2 separate regions of the Homo sapiens genome follow, and region 2 is linked to region 1. A link is a contact called in ENCODE Hi-C data. All regions are on one chromosome and are shown on one strand. Each heading gives the region's core, a stretch centred on a gene start or an enhancer-like site at or near the end of the contact. The rest is flanking DNA. Distances are from core to core; before and after follow the strand shown.

Evidence for each region. A loop is a pair of places that touch in the nucleus more often than their neighbours do. Pooled maps may share reads with other maps.
Region 2: a map of GM12878 shows a loop between it and region 1 (2.3-fold over the local background). The contact joins the enhancer-like site here to the promoter of ZBP1 in region 1. A Hi-C loop is called at or near these places in 1 of 168 maps with a recorded cell type or tissue (GM12878), 12 of 37 single-sample maps with no recorded cell type and 5 of 50 pooled maps.

Annotation. Positions count from the first base shown.
Region 1 is chr20:57,616,986-57,622,563 of GRCh38, reverse strand. ZBP1 (Z-DNA binding protein 1) reads left to right here and starts at 2,138. Exons shown (of 8, transcript NM_030776.3): 1 at 2,138-2,302. The coding sequence starts at 2,269. RefSeq lists enhancers at 1,889-2,178, 2,309-2,358, 3,439-3,548, 3,726-4,585.
Region 2 is chr20:58,456,091-58,461,668 of GRCh38, reverse strand. APCDD1L (APC down-regulated 1 like) reads left to right here. Exons shown (of 4, transcript NM_153360.3): 4 at 115-2,568. The coding sequence ends at 879. Among named protein-coding and RNA genes, the nearest start is that of APCDD1L-DT, 56 kb to the left of the region's middle. RefSeq lists a silencer at 660-848 and enhancers at 2,635-2,744, 2,875-3,014. Within about 2 kb of position 3,173, at least 2 of the 41 ENCODE cell types and tissues checked have a DNase peak (open chromatin) inside an H3K27ac peak, as active enhancers do; they include GM12878, where a contact is called at or near this core.

The sequences.
Region 1 (5,578 bases), core at 889-3,388:
CACCTACCCCCCCATTTAAAGAGCACTATTGTTATTTCATAGGGTGATACCTGCAGTTTTCGCTTTTACATAAAAGGAGAATAAAAGCATCCTGCAGTTTGCTGTTATTGACTTGCCCCAGACTTACTGGTTCTCCACCTGGAAGCAGGAAAAGTCACCCAGGAGCATAAAAAATCTCACCCTCGGGCCCCAGCCGCAGAGGTTGGAGTTGACTAGTCTGGGCCGGCCTGGGCATTGAGACTTTTTTTTTGCTTCAAACACTTAACATGCAGGCAGGGCGGAAGACCTGGGCTCCAGGTGCTCGCTCTGCAAAGACAGATAGCTTCAGGATAAACCTCCGGACCCCCTTTCCATTTGTATTTGCCGCTAAGCTGCTCCTTATGCATAAATGGGGTCTGCAAGGAGCACAGACGTCTCTAGCCCTCCCAGCCCTCTGCAGATGAGACACAGACCCCAAGTCCAGGGACTTCCAGGGCTGAGCTCTCAACCCCCTTGGCTGCCAAAAGCTGGGGGGCCTTGTACACAGCATTCACCTCTGTGGGCCTCAGTTCCTCCTTCTGTGATCTGGAAGAGAACAGTGGCTCTGAGTTTTTCTGAGGTCACTGGCCCTTTTGAGAATTATGTAAGCAACGGGTCCTCTCCCAGAAGCATTCCTGTGAGGTGACCACGGTGCCCGTGACTACGGATGGCTCTGGGGCTCTAGCCCGACAGCTGGGCTGTATCAGCCCCTTAGGTCCTCACCTCGACCCCATGCGCTAGGTCCTTTGATTAAGTCCTTTTACACATGGGGAAACTGAGGCACAGAGGGGTTAAATAATTTGTCCGAGGTCACACAGCCGGTAAATGGCGGAGCCAGGTTTGGACCCAAGCATGCTGACCCAGGCTTGCATTCCGAACCACTCGGCTGCTGACCCCAGGCATCTGACTCTGGAATTAATAAGCAAGTTTTATGATGAGGCGGGGAACTCCACGCCATCTGTGCACTAAGGGTGATTCACCAGTGACTTCTGGGTGTTATAGATCAGGAAACACAATTGGGGAATGGACAGGACAAGCTCTGTCATGGACTCTGTGTGGCCTTGGACAAGTGATCTTGCCTTTCTAGCCTCAGTTTCCCCCCTGAGAAGAAGACAGAACTGGCCCCTACCCTGTAGATGGGTTGGAGGAGCACTTGAGATTGGAAAACGCATAATAGGTGTTCATTAAAGAGGCTCACATGGATACACACAAGAACAATCTCAGGGCCTTCACGCACCTAAATGTTCTGCCCCTAGTGTGGGCAAGGGAAACAAACTGGAAGAAGACAAGAAAAGCCACTGAGAGCTGGGGACGGTGCCTCTGTAGCACCTGTGAGTCCCCGAGGAGGAAGTACTACAGGAACCAGCGGGGCCGGGCGTGGGGGCTTGCGGCTGGAATCCCAGCACTGTGGGAGGCCAAGGCAGGCAGATCGCTTGAGCCCAGGAGTTTGAGACCAGCCTGGGCAACACGATGAAACCCCATCTCTACAGAAAATACAAAAATTAGCCGGGCATGGTGGTCTAGGCCTGTGGTCCCAGCTACTAGGGAGGCTGAGAGGTGGGAGGATCGCTGGAGTCCGGAAGGTCGAGGCTGCCGTGAGCCGTGATCACGCCACTGCACTCCAGCCTGGATGACAGAAACCCTGTCTCAAAAACAAACAAAAACACAGAAACCAGATAACCAGCCCCAGCCCCTCACATCATCAGAGTGATGCCACGCCCTGGCATCCCCCTCCACGTGGTGCATGCTCTTTTTTTTATTTTTATTTTCTTCAGTTCTCTGATGCTGATTCAGAAAATAAAAATGTAGAGGTCCAGGTGGGCTGTGCCTGGAACGGGGAAGGTGAGGGAAGTCCTCTGTCTCAAAGGCCTCTTCGGAGGACGCTCTGGTCTTGCCAAGTTTACAGCTCCTCCCTGTCAACATCAAGTCAGGTCCCCAACTCTGTCTTGCTCATCCACCTGGCTTCCACTTTTTTTTTCTTTCAAAAGACGAACAGAGAAGTTTCATTTTCTTTTTCTCCTGAAACCGAATCTGGCCGGCCTGGCTAGGCATCTATTTCCGGGCTGTAAGCAGCTGACACCTGCCCAGTGGAAGCTGGCATCCCTCCCCTTGTGGGTTCAGAGCTGCAAGAAGCACCAGGCTCGGCCACTTCAGAAGCCCCAGCCTCGACCTAGCCCACCCTCTCAGGGCCACAGTGCAGAAGCCTGCACACCTGCCAAGTCTCTCCGACTCCTTGCAGCTGCTGTCAGCATGGCCCAGGCTCCTGCTGACCCGGGCAGAGAAGGTACAGTACTTCTTCCTTCCAAGGACCAGCGGTAGCTCCCGGGGTGAGATTTCTACTTCTCTTTCCTCCTGTTTCGCTTGGTCCAGATCATGATGACAATAGCAGTATCCTAAAGAATAGTAGACCAGCTGGGCGTGGTGGCTCACGCCTGTAATCCCAGCACTTTGGGAGGCGAGGTAGGTGGACTGTTTAAGCTCAGGAGTTTGACACTAGCCTGGCCAACATGGCGAAACCCCATCTCTACTAAAATTACAAAAATTAACCGGGCATGGTGGCGCATGCCTGTGATCCCAGCTACTCGGGATGCTGAGGCTGGAGAATCGCTTGAACCCGGGAGGTGGAAGTTGTAGTGAGCTGAGATGTCGCCATTGCACTCCAGACTGGGTGACAGAGTGAGATTCCATCTCAGAAAAAAAAAAAAAAAATAGAAAGGGACAGCATAGCCATCCCCCTTTGACAGCTGACTGTGCCCCAGGCACCTCGAAACATGCTTTCCAAGCATTTCCTGATGGCCTGCAGGGACAAGTGCCATGTCATTCCCATTTTATAGATAACTGAGGCCCTGAGAGGTGAAATGACACTCTCAGGGTAACACAGCTGGCGAACGCTGGTGTTAGCGTCTGAACACCCATGTCACAGTCATATCGAGAACAAAGCGGTTTGCTTTGATGAGATACATGTGTGCCTTTGTTCCCCCTTGTTGCATCCTTTCCTCAACTAACATTTCATTCATTTTATTCCTGGAAGAGTTGCAATGAAAGCCAATAGTGTATCGAGTAATTGCTGTTCTCTAGGGTCTCCACTAAGCGCTGTGGACTGTAGGTGAAGTGTGGTTTTGCGGTTTGGGGGATGTGTTTGTTTTGTTTTTAATCCTCACCACAATCTTTGAAGTAGTTATTACTGTCTCCATTTCACAGAAGAGGAACCTGAAGCCGGAGGGGAGGTCACACAGCTAGTAGTTGGCAGGGCTAGGAGCTCAAACCCAGGAAATCAGCCATCAGAATTTTAAAAAACCAACACAGAGTGTGCCCCGGGAGGGCTAATGTCAGGGTGTGGCCCAGGAGCCGGGCTGACCGCGGAGGTCCTGTGGAGCTTCCTCTTCGGGGACTCACGGGTGCTGACGCAGGTTCCGGACTCAGCCCTCGCTGGCTTTTCTTGTCTTCCTCCCCAGTTGATTTTCCTTTTGTGACCAAATTGTTGCCTACACCTGCTCCATTTTACAATTTCCCATTTTCAGACACAGTAGCCTGGGACTCAGCAGTCGAGGCCAGCCCAGGGCCAGTGCTTGTCCTGCATCCACACCTCTGACCCCCATCTCCTCTGGGGTGTGTGGAGCCGAGGCAGTGGCTCCCTAAGGTCAGCCTTCCAGAATCAAAACTGCGGCCAGGCGCAGTGGCTCACGCCTGCAATCCCAGCACTTTGGGAGGCTGAGTTGCGGGGATCACCCAAGGTCAGGAGTTTGACACCAGCCTGGCCAAAAAGGGAAACCCTGTCTCTACTAAAAATACAAAAATCAGCCGGGTGTAGTGGTGCGTGCCTGTAATCTCAGCTACTTGAGAGACTGAGGCAAGAGAATTGCTTGAACCCAGGAGGTGGAGGTTGCAGTGAGCCGAGATCACACCACTGCAGCCGCAGACCAGGCAACAAGAACGAAATTCCATCTCAAAACCAAAAAACAAAAAACTCTGCGAGACAAGGTGAAGCCAGGTGTGAAGTCAGGTGCATGGAGGTGCTGCTGGCTGCCGGTGGGGGAGTTTGGTGGGCGCAGGAGTGGGAATTCCCAGGTCTTCTAATTGGTCTTCACCTGCACACGGCAAGCCGGTCAGCGTTGTAACCATCAGGGTGAGGCACAAACTGATTCTTCCCTCCCCTACAAGTGCTGTGACCAAGGAACCCTGGGCAAACCTGGAGAATCCTCTGAACAGGAAAGAAAGCCCAGATGACAAAGGACTGAGTCACTGTCCTGGAAGGGGAACTCAGGTCTTTCCAAGAAGGGCTCTCCCATGCACTGCCCTCAGGTTCCTTGAAGCAGAAGCTTCCTGGTGACAGGTGGGGCCCCCGCCCACAGTGGCTCTCCCAGGCTGCTGGCTGCCAGGTGCTGCCCGTAACCTGCGTCTGCCCCAGCCTCATCTCTGGGCAGAGCAGCTGGCTTTGATCTTTTAATCATTGTGTGAGCTAATGGTTTTGATTTTTAAGAGCTGCCTCAGGAGGAGCAGGGGCCATTTGGAGAATTCCTCCTTGAACCTCTTGGGGTCCTGCTTAGTCCTCATTAAACTCAGGCCAGGAAACAGCAGCACATTGCCAACTGGCCAAGGAGAAGCTACCCGGGCCCTGCCCAGGGTCTATTGGGTAAACGTCTGTCCCTAGAGACAGACACTCACTCATTCAGTCCTTTTTTTTTTTTTTTCCAGAGATGGGGTCTTGTCCAGGCTGGAGTGCAGTGGTGCATTCATAGCTCACTGCAACTGCTACCTCCTAGATTCAAGCGATCCTCCCACTTTTAGCCTCTTAAGCAGCTGGGACTACAGGCATATGCCATCGTACCTACCTGATTTTTCTCTTTTTTTGTAGAGATGGGGGTCTCACTATGTTGCCCAGGCTGGTCTAGAACTCCTGGCCTCTAGGGGTCCTCCCATCTCAGCCTTCTGATGTGCTAGGATTACAAGTGTGAGCCACCACTCCTGGCCCCATTCATTCATTCATTCATTCACTCAGTCACTCATACATTCAACTGCCATTTCCTGAGCACCTACTGTGTGCCCAGCACTGTGCTAGATGCTGAAGGTACAACAGTGAGCCATGCAAGCACAGCAGGGGACACTAGGGGAAGTTCTGCAGGGGACCCACACACAAGCAGCGTCCCAGCCACTCTGGGACACAGAGACAGGCTTTCCCTAGGAAGTGGCATCTGAGGAGGCCTGGAGGTTGAGTAGACATCATACAGGTTGGGGCGTGAGGGAAGGGTGCTCCTGGCAGCAGGAACAGTGTGCACAAAGGGGCTGGGGAGAGTGGGGCTGAAGGGAGCACAGACAGGCCAGCACTTGGAGGGAAGTTGGGGGCAGGTGCAGGCCAAGCTGGGTGGTTGGCAGAGCCAGATCTGGAGGGTACCTGACTGGAGCTGGCGGGCCAACGGGGAGCCTATCACTGTACCTAGGAGATGGTGAAGAGGAAGGGGGTGGTGCTGGCAGAAAAGAGAGGAGTGGGGGGATTCCAGAGAATCCAGGAATGGCATTTCCAGGGCTCCACGACTGGGCACTGGGGGAAAGGTCTGTTTCT
Region 2 (5,578 bases), core at 1,924-4,423, 840 kb before region 1:
CAGGCCGCACCTCACCCTGCCTTGACACCCCTACAGAGCTGGGGTTCCTTTCCAGGCTGCACCCCAACTTCTCTATGTGGGACAACCACCGTTTTTCTGTTTGTCTTTTGCCAGCACCACGTGCAGCCGTGCCCAGCCTGTGGCCTCATTGCCCGCTCCGATGTGCACCACCCGCCCGTGCTGCCGCCCCCTCTGGCCCTGCCCCTGCACCTGGGCGGCTGGTGGGTCAGCTCGGGGTGCGAGGTGCGCCCAGCAGTCCTGTTCCTCACCCGGCTCTTCACTTTCCACGGGCACAGCCGCTCCTGGGAAGGGTATTACCACCACTTCTCAGACCCAGCCTGCCGGCAGCCCACCTTCACCGTGTATGCCGCCGGCCGCTACACCAGGGGCACGCCATCCACCAGGGTCCGCGGCGGCACCGAGCTGGTGTTTGAGGTCACACGGGCCCATGTGACCCCCATGGACCAGGTCACCACGGCCATGCTCAACTTCTCTGAGCCAAGCAGCTGTGGGGGTGCGGGGGCCTGGTCCATGGGCACTGAGCGGGATGTCACAGCCACCAACGGCTGCCTACCGCTGGGCATCCGGCTCCCGCATGTGGAGTACGAGCTTTTCAAGATGGAACAAGACCCCCTCGGGCAAAGCCTGCTCTTCATCGGACAAAGGCCCACCGATGGCTCAAGTCCCGATACCCCAGAGAAACGTCCCACCTCCTACCAAGCACCCCTGGTGCTCTGTCATGGGGAGGCCCCCGACTTCTCCAGGCCACCGCAGCACAGGCCATCGCTGCAGAAGCACCCCAGCACAGGGGGTCTTCACATAGCCCCCTTCCCACTTCTGCCCCTAGTTCTAGGGCTGGCCTTCCTCCACTGGCTATGACATTGGACTTGACATCAGGATGGCGGCTCTGGACACCCATTCAACCCTTCAGACTCCCTCCTGGCAGCTGTAGGGAAGGAACCATTCTCCTCTGCTCTGTCATGGATGGATGCACAGCCCCACTGCTTCCAAACTCTGCCTGTGTCCCATGTGGCTCAGGACATGAGCTTAACCCCTGCAAAGCCTATACCACATCCCACAGCCCGGGTCCCCAGTCAAGCACTTGGATGCGGCAGTGATGTTCATCGCTACGTGAGTTTCTAAAGATCACTCCCAATTTTTCTACTTTCCTCATCCTTGGCAGCTCGCCAACAGGTGCAGTCAGGGGGCCACACGGAACACCCCCATCCCATGTTCCCCCCAGTTCTTCCCATCCTGACCCTTGGGATTCCAAGATGGGAGCAAGAGGAGATCCTGAGGCTCTGCCTAGGGACGAGGCCTACAGTTCTGCCATGTCTGTAGGTTGTTGTTTAAAGATTATTAATTCGAATTTAGCAATACGATCTCTAAGTGGTGCCATGAATTAAAGATGCCACTTCGGGCTTTCAGTGCTTCTCAGCTTTTGGGCAAAGGGCTTGTGTCTTCAGGGGCAGCTCAGCTTTCCTGAGTCCTGACTGCTGGCATTCGTCTGCATTTGCCTGTGCTTCTGCGAGTCGGACCTCAAGCTGCCAACACTGCATGTGGATAAATCCAGTTTTCCCGGGCCAGCATGCAAAATGAAGAGGACTCCATCTAAGCTGAGAAGCATGGCCTCCCCAGAGCAGCCTGCGGCCTCCAAGCCTTCCTGGCCCAGGCAAATGCCAGTGTGCACCAGGCTGGCTGCTGGGGGCAGGTCTTTGGAGGGGAGCAGCATTTCCAGCCTTCTGAACATAGTTAATAGTAATGACAGCCGTAACACTAACGCGCTCTGCAATTCGCCCTGCCCAGCCATCCTCGGTTGCCAAGATTGCCTGTGCCTGCCTGACAAAGGAAGAGAATCTCCGAATGTGTATCTTTGGGCCCACCCTAGGGAGAGGTCGGGGTCACCAGGCTACATGGCGACATCTAGGCAGCTCCGCCTTGCCCAGCCTCCTTGCCATAATCCTAATATATTGGTGTCCTCTGCTCAGAGGGGACTGTCATCATGGTGGGAACAGGCTGTGCCTCCCCAGGGACTCTGCCCATGTTCCCAGGGCCTCATCTGTACACTGTGAAATTAACTGGCATCCTGGTGGGCCCAAGGGTTTTCAGGACTGGGGGCCAATGACTCACCCCCTCCTTCCTCCTCCTGATCCCTATCTCTAGCTCTTATCACAGATTTTGAACAATTGTCTGTGAGGTTAATGATGGTTTCAGAGGGAAGCCCTTTTCCTCCCTGAGACTGTGTGGGGTTCAGTCAGCCTGCTGAAATTGCTTCCACTTATTACCCATCCTTCCTCTTAAAAAAAAAAAAAGCCCACCAAGTTAGTATTCTCTGTAGCTCTCAGACAGCTACAAGTGTTCCTGGCATATTTACCAAAGTACAAGAAATCATTACATTATTTACGGTCTCAGACTACATCAGGGTTGGGGGAGCTCCTGGTGGGGATGGCAGTGGGTGTCGATGATATGTCCACGGCTGAGCAGGTCTTGTATCCGAAGCTTGAAGTAACCATGCCACCATTTATCATCAAATTTGAACCTTTTAATAAAATTAAACAGCCTGAAAAATGTTCTTGCTGGTTATTAAAGTCAACCAAGGGAATTACAGTTCTAAAGAAAGGAAGTGGAGTGTCTTCCAGAGAATGTGTGAAAGAGAATAAAACCAGTGGAGGTAAACCCCAGCTCTCTCAGTTCTGCTTTCATGCCACTGCCTGTCCTGCTGAAAACCCCCCAGGGGCTTCCACTGCACTCAGAATAAAAGCCCGACTTCTGGCTCGCTGTTGCCTGCAAGGCTCAGCCACGCCTCCACATGCCCCGGCCACACTGGCCTTCTCTCTGTTTCTTGATCACAGGAGCTCTTGCTGCCTTGGGGCCTTTGCACAAGCCCTGATTTCCGCCTAGCCTCTCTTCCCCCAGACCTTCAGAAGTTGAGCACTTTCTTTTCAATCAAGTCTCAGACCAGATGTTGTCTCCTGAAGATGTCACCATTCGCATCCCAAAGAGCAGCCCCATTTCCCTGGTCCTTCTGTCAGTCCACTGCATCACAGTTGTATGTTCTTTGTCATGAAAACTGATCACTGGCGGAAATGACCTTATTTGCCTAGAATGTAAGCTCCAACGAAAAAGACTCGGCTCTGACTCGCTTCCTGCGATCTTTCCGGAAGGGTCCAGTGTGCCTGGTGCATGGTAGAAAGAACTTCAATAAATATGTGACTCAGTAAATGTTGGTTATCCCTGTTAAGCCTCACACTGAGACCCGTGAACGGATCACCTCCATCTACCAGATTCAGCGACCCTCGAGAGGCCCAGCTGAGTCAGTGAGAGGTGTGTGAGTCTCTGCGTCTTGCGCGCGAGGACACTAAGGCACAGAGAGAAGGGGCTGGGCTCCAGAGCCTGAGATCCGGGCCTCTGTATCACAGCCCACGGGCTTGGGGTGTCCTCCTCACTCTTGGAGGGAATAGGATTCCTTGATTTTATTTGGGGAAGGCAATTTAGTGTTGCTTCGTGGGATGCCATCCCTAATGAGAAGGAGTGTGTTGAGCAGGACAGCAGCTTCCTGGATCCCCTCAGTTGGACTTAGTTGCTCTCTGCTCGCTGGGGCTTGTTAGTTTGGGGGCAGGTGATGCTGCTCGGAGCTACGAAGGCTGAAGAAAGGGCAACCATCCCTTTTCTCCCAGGCAGAAGGTCAGGGCTTCCAAGACTCTGGGCTGATAAAGGAAGGGGTCATTTCAGAGGCTGAGGGGCTGAGACTGTCTGGTACAGGGCCAGAGGCCCATGGGCACCAAGCCTTCCTTCCAGCCCTTTGCTCCCGCCCCTTAAGTCTCTGCCCTTCACATAAAACGTGAGAGCGCTCTCATCTACAGACGGGGAGGAAAGCCTAGAGTCCTATTTCCAGATAAAATTAATGTTCTCCATTGCATGTTCAGTCACGTTGAAAGGTGGGGGGTGGGTGGGAAGCCCATGCAGTTGATAATTTCATTGTGCAACTCCCAGGAGAGCAAATGAGCTTTTTTTCTTTAATAAAAAGTTGAAATTGTATACAGCTCTCAGAGGTCCATTAACTAACAGATGCTGGTTATCAAAAGAAGCTCTTTGCCTTTCACTAAGCGCATGCTTTTAATCTCCCAGCGGTGCTACCGGGCTGAACAGCAGTGTGTGGCTTGGTGACGCAGGCCCACCAGCACGTGGCCCTGGTCTGTGCATCCTCTCCTGGGGGCACAGGTGACTCAGACACGAGGGACTGGAGCTTTCTGACGCAGAATGTAGCACTGCATCAGGGCCTGGTCAGGGCTGATTCATACCCATTAGCATCGCAGACCGGAGACAAGCAGGGAAGAGCTGTTCCCACTTCAAGAGGGGACTTGAACAGTAGCGTGCAGCCTCCAGTCCGCTCCTGATGGTTCTGAGACTGAAAGCCTGCTCCTTCTCACACACACAACCCCGCTTAAATGGATGTCAGCATGAGCACAAATGACCTGTCGACATTCCCTAAAACCACCCTTCCAAGCTTCCAGACAGACCCTCCTCCTGCCCACCTGACACCTCTACCTTCCATTTCGGCCACAGTGGCCTCCTTGCTCTCCTGCAGTCCCATGGAACCCAGTCCCTCTCAAGGTCTTGGCTCCAGTTCTCCCTCACCTGGAAGGCTCTGCCCACCTCACCCCTGACCACCCCAAAGATAGCGCCCACCACAGCGCAGTGACTTCATCACAGCATTTGTCAGTGGCCGAAATCTGAAAAAAATCCCGTTTGTTGGTTTTCACCTATTGTTAGCCCCTCTCCTCTAGAATGAGTTCCTTGCCAGCAGGGTCCTTGTCTGTCTTGTTCTCTGTGGATCCCCAGTGTTAGAATGGTGCCGGGCACATAGTAGGAGGTCAATAAATACCAGTTAAAAGAATACATGTTCCAAGACCTGATTGGAGACTCCGAATTCAAGCAGCAAGATGACACCCACACACTATACTGGCCTGGAATTTCGATGTTGCTGACTTTTTTTCTAATCAGATGAGCAGAGCAGAACCCAGGCCTGTGAACTTGAGGACATCTGTTTTCTAGTAGCCAGGATATATCTAGAAAGGCATTGAAGACCACTGCTCTCCCCAAATAGGAGGCCACAGGGCCTGGTAAGAGGTGCCTTGAGACTCCATCTCAAGCTTCTCATCCCCCAAAGGTCAGGGAGACTGGGAGAGCCTCAGCCTCACACAGGTACCCAAGGCTTTCCTTTCTTAGTTTTGGAGCCTCCATCTCCCCCACCCCCGACCCTGCCAGCTTCAGTTTCTTTATCAATAAAATGGGCTGAAACCTGATGGTTCCTGGAGCCAACCAGCCCCAACATCAGTTACGGGAAGACCCAAAATAGTAAGTGATTCAAATGGAATCAATAACGTATTTTGAGAGAAATGGCAAAAAAAAAAAAAAAACAAAAAAAAAAAACGGGTTTGGTGGCTGACGCCTATAATCCCAGCACTTTGGGAGGCTGAGGTGGGTAGATCACGAGGTCAGGAGACCAAGAGTATCCTGGTTAACACGGTGAAACTCCACCTCCTAAAAATGCAAAAAATTAGCCAGGCGTGGTGGC